Linked DNA regions of Homo sapiens: region 1 is linked to region 2. Evidence: chromatin contacts called from ENCODE Hi-C data. All regions are on one chromosome and are shown on one strand. The core of a region is the stretch at or near the end of the contact, and the rest is flanking DNA. Distances in the headings are between cores, read along the strand shown. Region 1 holds the start of MIR223HG (MIR223 host gene). Region 2 has its middle 90 kb from the start of EDA2R.

Evidence for each region. A loop is a pair of places that touch in the nucleus more often than their neighbours do. Pooled maps may share reads with other maps.
Region 1: a loop to region 2 is called in a map of GM12878, with 4 times the contacts of the local background. The contact joins the promoter of MIR223HG here to the enhancer-like site in region 2. A Hi-C loop is called at or near these places in 2 of 168 maps with a recorded cell type or tissue (GM12878 and K562), 14 of 37 single-sample maps with no recorded cell type and 9 of 50 pooled maps.

The regions. Positions count from the first base shown.
Region 1 is chrX:66,013,632-66,017,758 of GRCh38, forward strand. MIR223HG (MIR223 host gene) reads left to right here and starts at 1,830. Exons shown (of 3, transcript NR_170299.1): 1 at 1,830-1,920; 2 at 3,434-3,558.
Region 2 is chrX:66,726,704-66,730,580 of GRCh38, forward strand. No RefSeq gene overlaps it. Among named protein-coding and RNA genes, the nearest start is that of EDA2R, 90 kb to the left of the region's middle. Within about 2 kb of position 2,233, at least 9 of the 41 ENCODE cell types and tissues checked have a DNase peak (open chromatin) inside an H3K27ac peak, as active enhancers do.

The DNA of each region.
Region 1 (4,127 bases), core at 580-3,079, 710 kb before region 2:
GTATGCGTAGGAAGAAGGGGGTCCCATTTTAGCAAAGTGCCCGCAGGACTACCCTACTTCCGCTCCAAGCTTTAGTCAGAAACCAAAAGAAACAAGAACTGAATCTTTCTAGAAGCTAGATCTGGGGTCTTGAGGCCTGAGCCAATAAATTATTCTGGTAGAAGGAAGTTTTCTACAGAGTGATGTTAGTGCAAGTGAATCCCTATTTCAGGCTTTCACAGAGCCTCAGGTCCTGCAACCATGGGGAAGCCCACAGTGAGTAACGAAGAGCCACAAAGGAACCAGGGAATGTTTGAGTTGGAGTGGTCTCCAAGACCATTTAGTCCAACCTCTGTTGATTAAAGGAGAAACTAATGCCCAGGGAGGTAGTAGAGTGGGGACTAGGGCCCAGGGCTCTTGGCTCGCAGAATGTGGTCTTTCTTTTGAGCCTGAGTATATAAGAATGTACATAGCTTGAAAAGATTATTTACCACGGCTTGACTATCACTCAGGGCCATACTTCCACTAGTGTAGACAGAGGACTGTGACTTGGGCACTGCAGTCATTGAAAGCTATCAAAGTATAACCTGAAAGCATTGCCCCTCCCATCCTTCATGCCATCAGAATTCATGGTGGAGGGCACTGCATGATGGGAATTCATCATCTTCCTGGCTGTTAGTGGGGACTTCCAGGAGACTGCAAACATGAGGCATTAAGAAACCATCCACCTTCTTTTCACACCTTTCATGTCCCTCATTAGCCTGAAGGTCACAGTTGAACTTAGGGGTCTGGCACTAATTTTTCTTTCTCAAAGTCAACTACTTTCTTCTCCCTTCCTTGTAGCCAATGTGGGAAAGTAGACGAAAACCTCAACATTTGGAGTTAGACCTGAGTGAAAAATCTGCCTTCTCTATTATTTTCTAGTTTTGTTTCCTTAGACAGGTCACTTTATTTCTGTGTGCCTCAGTTTCCTCACCTATAAATAAGAATAATAATACCATACCAGAGAGTTGTTGAATAAATTAGATAATACACATGAAAGAATATCATAAGTACTCCAATAAATGTGAATTTCCTTATTTATTTCCTTCAGCAAGCCCCAAGATGACAGAATGTGGCTTGTGGTCATAACTGTGCCCCAGAGCCAGCTTCATAGGCATATGACTTGTACAGCTTCACAGGGCTCCATGCTTAGAAGGACCCCACACTTAGTTTAATGTTCTGCTGTCATCATCTTGATATTCTTAATTTTTAAATAAAGGGCCTATCGTTTTCATTTTTTACTGGGCCTTGCAAATTATGTAGCTGGTTCTGTATGCCAGGAGAGAAGTTGGAAGTAAAATGGTATTCCAGGACCAGGAGGCATTCTGGCAGAGTGAAAGAACATGTGATTTGGAGTCCATGGGGATGGGTTTAAATTTCAGCTTTCCACTAATTTGCTTTGTGATACTGAGTATTTCCTTTTATCCCTCAGAGGCTCTGTTTCTCAATTTTGACTACGGGTTTTTTCATTAGATAATGTCTCAGTTCTGGTATTCCAGGTTTCCCTCAATTATTCTGGGAAAACCTCCTTGACCCACAGGCAGAGCCTAGGGCAGCCAGGTGCTTTCTACTCTCTCTCTCTCTGCAGCTTGGAAAGTTAGTGTCTGTTGAAGGTCAGCTGGGAGTTGGTGGAGGCAGGGCAGTGGCCTGCTACTATTGCTGCAGTAGCAGACCCTTTCACAACAGCATTGTTTTGTCATTTTGCATCCAGATTTCCGTTGGCTAACCTCAGTCTTATCTTCCTCATTTCTGTTTCCTGTTGAAGACACCAAGGGCCCTTCAAAACACAGAAGCTTCTTGCTCACGGCAGAAAGCCCAATTCCATCTGGCCCCTGCAGGTTGGCTCAGCACTGGGGAATCAGAGTCCCCTCCATGACCAAGGCACCACTCCACTGACAGGTATGGTATCCATTTGCCCTCTCTTCTTGGATTCTCAAGCTGGGGCAGAGTCCATGGCAGCCAAGGGTGGCTTGGATCTGCCCATCCCATTCTCTTCAGACCCTCCTCAGGGATTAAGGTCAAAGGTGGGAGGAAGAAGGCTTCCATTGGCCTTTTATCCTAGAGGTTCTAATGGAGGGGAAAAGGGGATAGGATATTTTCTATCCAATCAGGATGTTTAGGAGATAGTCACATGGAAGTGGAATGGCCTTTGGACCCAGGAGTCAGGAAACCTGAGTAGCAGTCCTGGTTTTACCATTTACCCAATGTGTATCTTTGGGTAAGTCCTTTCTCCAATCTAGGACACAGTTTTTTCACCCCTTTTGCAAAATAAAAAAGTAAAAAGAGGAAAAGAATGATTAGATAGATGCTGTCTAGAGACCCATGGTTATTAGATTCCTAATTTTCATGATTGTCAGCCCTCTGTCAAGAAAGAAGATGAGAGTAATCTTTGCATATGTAACTGTGGGTGGGGCTGAACACATTCAAGAGGAGAGTGCTGGTGGTAATCCATATAGCACTCTCTGAGAGGCATGACTCAAAGATGAAAGCCTCTTTTCTAGTCCAATCTTTGACTCCTAGAGATTCAAAATTGAAAGACTCTTAGAGACTAGGTACATATGGAAGAAACTGAGGTCCAGAAAGAGGAAGAAAGGGACTTGCCCAAAGTCATACAGAGAATCTGTAGCACAGCTGGGTCTGGGCTCCCAGGTCAGTCCTCTTTTTGCTCTATCCTAGGAGGACTGAGACATCAAGCAGCAGGACCTGTCCTGTAACTGACCCAGGACAGGTCCTGCTCATACTAGAGGCAGTCTGGGATTTTTAGGCATGGTCCTGAGGACTTCTTCTTTTCTTCTATTTTTCTTTCAGGTACTTGGCTCACTCTGAGTGTTCAGAGATTCCTAGACACCTACTTACCCCTAATTCTTCTGGTCTATTCCCTCCAATTCCCTCCATAAAAACTGACCCATCCTTTGCATCAACAATAGTGGCTTGATGACGCTCTTCAGTAGAGGATTTTGCATTTCATATGGGGAAAAATGATGTTATTCTAAGTAATATAACAGACCAAGAGAAGAGCTTTCAAATTCCCTTAATATCATCCCATATAGATATTTATGTCTTCTTTCTATGGGTCTGGTGAACATTTCTCAACTGAATGTGATTTTCTTACATACACTCCATTGGAGAGGCATACCAGTCTAGTTTCAGCTCAACCACTAACTCCTTCCATTAATACTGAAGCAATGTTGTCTATAAGGCTCCACAAATTTCAAAGTACTAATAATTTTTAGCCCCTTTCATGCCTCCTTTCCAGCCTTTCTGGAGGTGAATAAAGTCAGAAAGTGCATTCAAAAGGCTGTGAACACCTCCAGCTTATCTAGGTCTTCTTACTGGAGCTGACAGCCAATGAGTGTAATGATACAAAAAAGGTAACAATCCATTTCTTTTTCTCCTGCCATCCCCAACTCAGACTCTGTTAATCAGCTTGCTTGGCTGGCCTCCAACCATAGGTCCAGGGGCTGAGACAAGGTCCTTTTGAGCTCCTATGTGGGAGGCTCTGGAAAGCTTAGCAACACTTTCCAACAACTTTGCCAGGTAAGTAGGTAAGTCTCCTTGTTCTCATTTCCAGAGAAGACAACTGAAACCCAAAGAAAGACTTGCCCAAGCCATGATTGGCTAGTTGATGGCCAAGACAGCATTAGAACACAAGTTTGTCGATTCTGTCATGCCATATTTGGTGACCATGACTGCTGCTTTTGCTGCTGGGTGGATTAGGCTGAATTGGGTAGGTAGAAAAGGAAGTGAGGGAGTGAAAGAGCTTTAGTTTTGAGATGACTGCCAGAACTTAAATTGAAGGAGTATGTTACCTTCTTAACATTCAATTAAAAGAATAGAGCAAGAAAAGACACTGATTGTTTTCTTGCTGAAAGACAAGGCTGAATCCCTCTGTCTTACCTGGGCTGGGACAGGGCTTTCCGGCCTCATGGGGGCAGTTTACCATTTCTGGTAACCTTGTGATGTTTGCCACTTTTCATGACAATATTTAATGTAGACCAGCTACCTGCTCACAGATCAACTGCCACAGCTGGTAAGGGCAGTAATTTGACACCAGCAACCTGGGATTTTTAGCAACAGGATCTGATTGTTGCCAAGGGAATTCTCCC
Region 2 (3,877 bases), core at 983-3,482:
TGGTCTTAAACTTTTTTTTTTTTTTTTTTTGAGATGGAGTCTCGCTCTGTCGCCCAGGCTGGAGTGCAGTGGCGCAATCTCGGCTCACTGCAAGCTCCACCTCCTGGGTTCACACCATTCTCCTGCCTCAGCCTCCTGAGTAGCTGGGACTACAGGCGCCTGCCACAGCGCCCGGCTAATTTTTTGTATTTTTAGTAGAGACCGGGTTTCTCCATTCACAGGATGGTCTCGATCTCCTGACCTTGTGATCCGCCCGCCTTGGCCTCCAAAAGTGCTGGGATTACAGGCACGAGGCAAATTCATTTATTATTCAATATCATTGGACACGTATTATATGCCAGGCATATTGAAAGGCACTGGGAAAGCAACACTCATTTAAGAAATATTTGTTGTGTATTTATTTGGGTATGAATAAATAAAGTTGGGGTGGACTCTATTGTAAGTACAGTATTAAGAACAGAGAATACTTTTAGAATCCTAGCAGACCAAAACAGAAAAGGCTCATGGAGATCCTCCCATATTAACCAATCTCCTTCCAATTTCATAAACTGAGACCACAGAGAGGTCAAGTGACTTGTCACAGAACTAATACAAAGGCAAAGCTTTAAATGTGAAACAGGTCTGATCTGATTTCCAGTCCAGTGCTCGGATTACTACTTCCAGATCTGAAGCTGGAAGGTGTTAATCAGGAAGACTACAGAGATGGAGATGGCAAGTATGAACAGCAAGAAACTGAGGGATCGGAAGAGGACGTCTTAAACTGGGGTTGTGTTTTTCTACATTCAGAACCCCAGAGTTTTGCAAACATTACAGCTAAAAAAAAAAAAAAAAAAGAAAAGAAAAAGGCAACATGAAAAAGACAACATTAGAAGGTCAAGGAATGGTGAATTGTAAGATGTGCATGCTAAAGCAGTGTATCCAGTCTTCGAAGGAAGTAGGTCAGGTTAGAAAGTTGTGATTTCTCCAGTGATTCTTTGCTTAACGACAGAGATACATTCTGAGAAGTGCACTGTTAGGTAATTTTGTCACTGTACTAACATCACAGCATGTACTATGATACAAACTTAGATGTCATAACCTAGGCTACATGGTATAGCCTATTGCTCCCAGGCTACAAACCTGTAAAGCATGTCATTGTACTGAATACTCTAGGCAATTGTAACACAATGGTAAGTATTTGTGTATCTAAACGTAGAAAAGGTACAGTAAAAATATGGTATGAATGATAAAAAAAGATACACTTCTATAGGGCATTTACTAATGAGTGGTGCTTACAGGACTAGACACAATTCTAGGTGAGTCAGTGAGTGGTGGGTGAAATGTGAGAGCCTGGGACATTACACTACTGTTGACTTCATAAACACTATAAACTTGAGCTAGGCTAAATTTTTTTTAAAAAGTTATTTCTTCAATAATAAATTTACCTTAGCTTACTGTAACTTTTTTTACTTTTTTAAAAACTTTTTGATTCATTTGTAATGAACACTTAGCTTAAAAGGGAAGCATATTGTATAGCTGTACACAATTTTTTCTTTATATCCTTATTTTTATAAGCTTTTTTTCTATTTCTTAAATTATCTTTTTCTTTCTTTCATTTTTCTTTCCTTTTTTTTTTTTTCACTTTTTAACTTTTTTGTTAAAAACCGAGACAGAAATATGCACATTAGCCTAGCCCTACACTGGATCAGGATCATCAAGATATCATTAGGCAGCCAGACGCGGTGGCTCATGCCTGTAATCCCAGCACTTTGGGAGGCCGAGGCAGGCGAATCACCTGAGGTCAAGAGTTCGAGACCAGCCTGGCCAACATGGTGAAAAACCATCTCTACTAAAGATACACACAAAAAAATTAGCCAGACGTGGTAGCGGGCGCCTGTAATCCCAGCTACACAGGAGGCTAAGGCAGGAGAATTGCTTGAACCTGGGAGGCAGAGGTTGCAGTGAGCCGAGATCGTGCCATTGCACTCCAATCTGGGGGACAAGAACAAAACTCTTTCTTAAAAACAAACAAAAAAAGATATAATTAGATTATAGAAATTTTTCAGCTCCAGTTCCATGGTAATCTTATGGGACTATCATCATATATGTGGTCCATCATTGACATCATTGATCCAAACGTCCTTATGCGGCTCATGATTATTTCCCTAGGACCACAGTCAGGGAGGAAAAAGATGTACTCCAGCGACCTCTGCTGAATTCCAAAGGCTGCGGCCATAGTTCCTGGTGACGCAGACAGTCTGATAAAAAACTAAAATGGCGGTGTCGCCCGTACACGTCGTGCAGCAGAGCATGACGGAAAGGACTCTGCTGGAACGACTGGCGGCACAGACTTAAGGCCGGACTCCACTCCCCACCCTCTGTAGTTGGGGCTTCATACCCCTGAGCTATGATGGCACCTTATTGTGAAAACGCCCTGAAAGTGCGAAGAGGTCTCTAAGCCACAGGTGTGGCGATGTTGTTGTCATTACCAGGGACATTCCAGTAGGCGGCGATAGAGGGCAGTATGAGTGCCGCAACCACGCCCTACTTTTTCTAGAGCTGGGTTGTTAAATGATAGGGTTTGATAGGGTTTGAGGCCGAGTCAGAGTTTAAGAATGGTGGAATTTAAACTTTAAAGCTAGGAGTTTTCATCTGAGATTCCTACCGGAAATACACAAGGGTTTGTAGCAGTGGTGAAGGTCAGGAAGTGAATTCCTTGAAATAGTATATAAAAATAAAAACGTAAATTTCTCTGCACTTGTAGGGAGAGAAGGTCCATAGCTTTCATCAAAGAATTTGGTGAATCCTTGCCTTAGGGGTTGGGGCTCCGGGCCAGGGACAACATAGTATAACAATAATGCAGAACTGTAGAGCCAGACTTTCTGGTTTCACATCTTTACCTCTCTAAATCCTTCCTATGTCATCTTAGGCAATGCACTTAACCTGTTTCAGACTCAGTTTCTTTATCTATAAAATGAAGATAACAGCTGTGCTGACTTTTTAATAGACATTCTGACTGGCATAAGATGGTACCTCGTTGTTTTCATTTGCTCTTCTCTGATGATTAGTGATGTTGAGCATGTTTTCCTTTTTTAATTTTACTTTAAGTTCTGGGATACATGTGCAGAATGTGCAGGTTTGTTACACAGGTATACATGTGCCATGGTGGTTTGCTGCACCCATCAACCCATCATCTAGGTTTTAAGCCCCTCATGCATTAGGTATTTGTCCTAATGCTCTCCCTCCTCTTCCCCCACCCCGACAGGCTCCAGTGTGTGATGTTTCCCTCCCTGTTTTCATGTGTTCTCACTGTTCAACTCCCACTTATGAGGGAGAACATGTGGTGTTTGGTTTTCTGCTCCTGTGTTAGTTTGCTGAGAATGATGGTTTCCAGTTTCATCCATGTCCCTGCAAAGGACATGGACTCATCCTTTTTTATGGCTGCATAGTATTGCATGGTGTGTATGTGCCACATTTTCTTTATCCAGTCTATCATTGATGGACATTTGGCTTGGTTCCAAGTCTTTGCTATTGTAAATAGTGTTGCAATAAACATACATGTGCATGTGTCTTTATAGTAGAATGATTTATAATCCTTTGAGTATATACCCAGTAATGGAATTGCTGGGTCAAATGTTATTTCTGGTTCTAGATACTTGAGGAATCACCACACTGTCTTCCACAATGGTTGAATTAATTTACACTCCCGATAACAGTGTAAAAGCGTTCATCCCATTCAAGACATAGGCATGGGCAAAGACTTCATGACTAAAACACCAAAAGCAATAGCAACAAAAGCCAGAATTTACAAATTGGATCTAATTAAACTAAAGAGCTTCTGCACAACAAAAGAAACTATCGTCAGAGTGAACAGGTAACCTACAGAATGGGATAAAAT